Regions from separate parts of the Mus musculus genome. Here region 1 is linked to region 2. The links are chromatin loops, found by intact Hi-C in ENCODE. Cell type or tissue: heart. All regions are shown on one strand.

Evidence for each region. Hi-C counts contacts between places; a loop is a spot of excess contacts. Peaks named below come from ENCODE experiments on the same cell type or tissue, not always from the same donor. Only the 100,000 strongest peaks of a DNase experiment are listed, where the experiment ranks them.
Region 1: it touches region 2 in a loop (2.2-fold over the local background); 2 of 42 quality-filtered maps call a loop at or near these places.

Annotation. Positions count from the first base shown.
Region 1 is chr5:66,848,138-66,850,637 of GRCm38, forward strand. All of the region lies in intron 1 of Limch1 (LIM and calponin homology domains 1), which reads left to right. Among named protein-coding and RNA genes, the nearest start is that of Gm52776, 45 kb to the right of the region's middle. In heart, no CTCF peak of the experiment used is centred here; DNase peaks (open chromatin) are centred at 184 and 1,214.
Region 2 is chr5:66,709,659-66,712,158 of GRCm38, forward strand. No RefSeq gene overlaps it. Among named protein-coding and RNA genes, the nearest start is that of Uchl1os, 34 kb to the left of the region's middle. In heart, CTCF peaks have their summits at 974 and 1,174; no DNase peak of the experiment used is centred here; H3K27me3 peaks cover 1,953 bases.

The DNA of each region.
Region 1 (2,500 bases), 140 kb after region 2:
ACAAAACAAAACAGTGTGATTCGTTTATTTCACAAGCTAAATAGTACAATAGTATCTTTTCCCAGCATTTAGATGTTCATTTTAAAATACACTGTCCGGTAGGCTTGGGTGGATCACAGCCACCAACAGTGGTTGATACTGTGGTTGAATGTGGCTTGTCACCCTGCGTTACCTCAGGGCTCTGCCAACAGGAAGGGCAACAGCAGATTCAGCCCCTCAGAGCCAAAATAAACCAGTTTCCTTCACGTCCTGTTCTGCCTCATGAATTTCATTGTTATCACACAAAACAAACGAATACACAGTGTAGAAAAATCACCAATAAAAACCCCAAAAACAAAAGACGAAACCCAAACACACAGCTTGGTTAATGATTTAATGTCCGTAGCCTTGTAATGACTACGTCAAATCAAGAAATAGAATCTTTGTACCCTAGAAAGAATCTTCTGTGATTTCCCCCCCCCTCTTTTCTCAAAACCAATCTCCTCATTGTGTTTATGAATGTGTGTGTGTGTGTGTGTGTGTGTGTGTGTGTGTGTGTGTGTGTGTGTGTGTATGTGAACAAGTTCCCATCTGTGGAGACCAGAGGTACTTTGTTTTCTGAGACAGTCTCTCACTGGGACCTGGGACTCAGTGATTAAGTTAGGCTAGTTAGCTGGTGAGCTCCAGGGAGCCCCCTGTCTTGTCTCTTCAGCACTGAGATATGGGCACGTGCCCCCATGCCTGGCTGTACACGCAGGAGTGCTGGGGAGCAAAGCCAGCCCCTCACGCTTGTTGTACCTCCTCTGCTGTGCTGTCTCCCTGGCCTTACTCATTTTCAGCTGGTCACTTCTGGTGCTGTCCCTAATTCTGAAATTAAAAGAGCTGATTACGTTACTCTGTTGTTATTCTGAGTATCCCACCGTGCTCTATTTTCATTTGGTAATCTAATAACTTGTTTGGGTGAATTTCTAGTTTGGCTTGGATGCCATTTTCCATGCGGCACATTGGTGATGTCCAGAGGTTTTGTGGTCACTTTGGGTCCTTAGCTAAAAAATCATTCCATTATTAGAATATGAAATAGTGAAATCGATCACTTCTTCAGACAGCTCTACCGTGGCTACAGGACTGTGTGTACTTGGCAGAGCCTCCAGTCTAGCTCTTTGCCCAGCATCAGGAAGTCAAGGCACTGACCCCTTCTTCCTCTTCATCATCAATGTTAGCGTCATGTCCATGGCTGGCTGGCCCGGTTCTGGGTTGTGAGTGAAAGAGTGGGTGAGTTGACAGACCTCTGGTGACTGATGATGAGCTGGCAAATGCCTGTCCTCAAATAGGAAAAACACTCCTAGAGAGGAACAGGAAGGCCCCAGATGGGCTGTTGATGAACACTTGCTCTGGGCTGCTAAAGTACATTTCAGCCCTAGAACCCAAACAACATTTTATTATCAACATTTTAAAACATGTGGAAGGGACGGAAGGAGGGGAAAGAAAGGGAGGAGGGAGAGACAAGAAAGGTGGGGGGAGGAGAAAGAAAGGGTTCAGAAGGGAGGGAAGGAAGCAGAAAGAGAAAGGAAGAACAGAGGGAAGTAGGAAAGAATTCCATGAGGCAGGATCCAGGACACACATGTGCCCTCCATCAGGTTTCAGTGACTCTTGGCATTTTCTGTATTTAGTTCATACACATACATATACATTCTTAGTATTTTTTTCAACAGTTTCCAAAGAAAGTGCGGGAGTCAGCTACCCGTTTCCTCTAAGTCCCTCTGCACACACCTGAAGAAGAGCATCCTCCCAGGCAACCATTATCACTCCAGGGCTGAACAGGGGTGATATCCTAAGTGACCATTATATGCAGGATATCCCAGGTGTGCCCTGGATCTCACCCAAGGGTTTTTTTTTTTTAAATCATTATCTTACAAAGACATATATATTACACATTGCCATGATGCTGATGCTTTTGGGTCTCTTATTTAGGAATATCAGTCTTTCCTTTTTCCTTCATGACAAAGACTTTTTTTTTCTTTTAGAAGTCTGGTTTTCTTATAAACATTTTTTTGGGGGGGGCAGGGTTTGCACGGCTGTCTCCTTTAGTCCTGTCAATATGCTTAGAGACTCTCTCATTGGCTTCAATAACAGCCTGATATTGTGCCCAGCATCCATCTTTCCCAGGGTAGAGTTGCATTTCTGAATACAAATGGAAGTCCCATGGCTTTTAGATACTCTGGTTGTAGAATTCCTTTCTTTTAGCTGTGAATTCTGAGAAACAAAACCATGAGAGAAATAGCATTTTCCCCGTTTCAGAAGCATGAAATGCTTCACCAGACAGTATCTACTCTACTTCCTGACCTCCCACAACCAAGAAAAACGGCTCCTACAAGCACCTTCTTAAAGACCATGAAGCAGGTTTGGAGGAGTGAAGCCCCCTGCTCACTGCTCGGGAGCTTCAAACCCAGATCTGCCTAATTCGGTGACTTTCTGCTTCACTGTAACAGTTTTGCCAGATTTAGCCCAGAACTGCAATGTT
Region 2 (2,500 bases):
GAGGCTCGACCTAAAATTAAAATGCTCTTTGAAGATTCTCCATGAAATCAAAGCTGCACATTATTTTAGTTATATATATATATATATATATATATATATATATATATGTGTGTGTGTGTGTGTGTGTGTGTGTGTGTGTGTGTGTGTGTGTGTGTGTATGTGTGTACACACACAATACTGGATGTGGTGGCTCATAGCTATGATCTCAGTAGTTGGAAGGCAGAAGCAAGAGACCATAAGTTCAAGGCCAGTCTAGGATACAGAGGTCCAGTCTAGCCTGTTACTTAATGAGACCCTGACATGACATCAAACACAATTGAAATGAACAATTAAAATACATTGACTGCTTATGGCATGCTGCGCACAGTTGTAAAAGCTGAGGCTATCACAGTGGACAAGAAAGAGATGATTCCCTGTCTCAGAGCACTGGGAGGACAGAGGGCAAGTGTACCGACGACAGATGAGCCAGGCTCTGCGGGATGGGATGACTTCTGTGCTGGGAAACTGGGAAACAAAGATGTAGAAAGGCTAGACTGAGGGCTGGGTCGGGGGCAGTGTTATTTAGATCAGTGATTCTCAACCCCTTTGAGGGCTGCATATCAGATATCCTGGATACCATATACCCTGCTTATCAGACATGGAAATTAAGATTCATAATAGTAGCAAAATTATATTTATGAAGTAGCAATGAAAATAATATTATGATCGGGGGGTCACCATGACATGAGGACCTGTATTGGAGGGTCACAGCATTAGGAAGGTTGAGGACTGCTGCTCTAGATGGTTGCTGCTCTAGAGGTTGTGGAAAGCCTCCTAGAACATTGAAAAGGGACATGTGGACAGAGTTCCAAACAAAGGAGAAACAGAGGCATTCGGTTTCCTGGGGGTACAGTGCTTGTGCCCCCTGCTGTGGAGGGGATGATCTTTAAAGAGGATTTCTGATTTATTCTACTAGCCTCCACTAGATGGACTCCCTAAACGTAGGGAAACAGAAACTCTGCTGGTAGCGTGGAGTGTCCCAGAGAGACGGGAAGATGCTGATCACCAAGGGAATTTGCTTTCTTAAAGATGCAAGTCACCTACAGGGTATACATAGCCCCAAAGAGGAGGACTGTTAACTGTTAACTGTTAACTGGCAGAATCTGAATCCAATCTTCTTTAATAGTGACAGAGCCAGTTTCCCTAGTTTACATATATTTAAGCTAGGCTAAGAGATGTTCACATTAGGCTGGGCTGAGTGACCAGTAGGTGGAAGCTCTATGTTGTTTGTGGCTTTTCCACTACAGTTCTTTCAAAAGCTAGTCACTTGATGCTAGTTATCTGACATATTTGTATTGTAGTTAGTTGTTACTAAGGATATACAGAATTGATGTGATCCTCAAAAGTCTTAGATTTTATGACCCTTGAGAAATTGATCGTTTCAACGTATATGAAAATTCGAAAGAGCGATCTAAGCTGAAGTCTTTTTATTTTTTATTTTTTGGTTTTTCAAGACAGGGTTTCTCTGTATAGCCAGCCCTGGCTGTCTTGGAACTCACTCTGTAGACCAGGCTGGCCTCGAACTCAGAAATCCGCCTGCCTCTGCCTCCCGAGTGCTGGGATCAAAGGCGTGTGCCACCACCGCTCGGCTGGCTGAAGTCTTTAAGAACGTATTAGCCATCAAGACCCAAGGTGCTCTTGCTGTTAGAGAGCAGTGCTGCAAAGGAGGGCAGAGACCAGAACGCAATAGACAGCCCAGAAATCAAGCACGTGTAACTAAGTTTCTGACAAAGGGGTAATAAAGCACAAAGAGGGATGGCTTCACAGGGAAGAGGAATTCTAACGTTTAAGCTCTACAGTCCACACACACACCAGTTCCATATGTAATTTATAAAAACAGAGCATTTACGAGGAAGCAAGAATATCTTTATGACGTTGGTGGAAGTAATAATTTCTCCAGCAGGACACGAAAGCCCAGACCACAAAGAAAATAATAAATTAGACTACAGAGAGACACAGTACTTTATTCACTGGAAGAGCCCACGGAGAGAATGAAAAGCCCACAATACGGGAGGAAAGTGTATTTCATGGAGCTGACAAAGGTGATCAGAGTGCACAACTAACTCCTAAGATCAAGAAGACAATCCAATAGCTAAACATAGGTCTTTTCACACTTAGGCAAAGTGCTCTATCTACGCTGTGTTCTGAGCTAAATATCCTCACAGGGTACTTGTCACACACAAAGGCTAGATCTTACCCACAAGATGAGGTCAAGAAACCAAATACAAAGGAGTGTCATCCATTCATAGAAAGGCCAGGAGCAAGCAGGGCTATTTTCATGACCATAGTGATTGCCTTTCACAAGGAAGGGCTTTCTTTAGTGGTGGGAAAGGGGCAAGAGGGCGCTTCTGAGCTCCTCTTCCCCCCCCCCCCCGCACCCCCCCCCCCCCAGACAGGGTTTCTCTATGTAGCCCTGGCTGTCCTGGAATTCACTCTGTAGACCAGGCTGGCCTCGAACTCA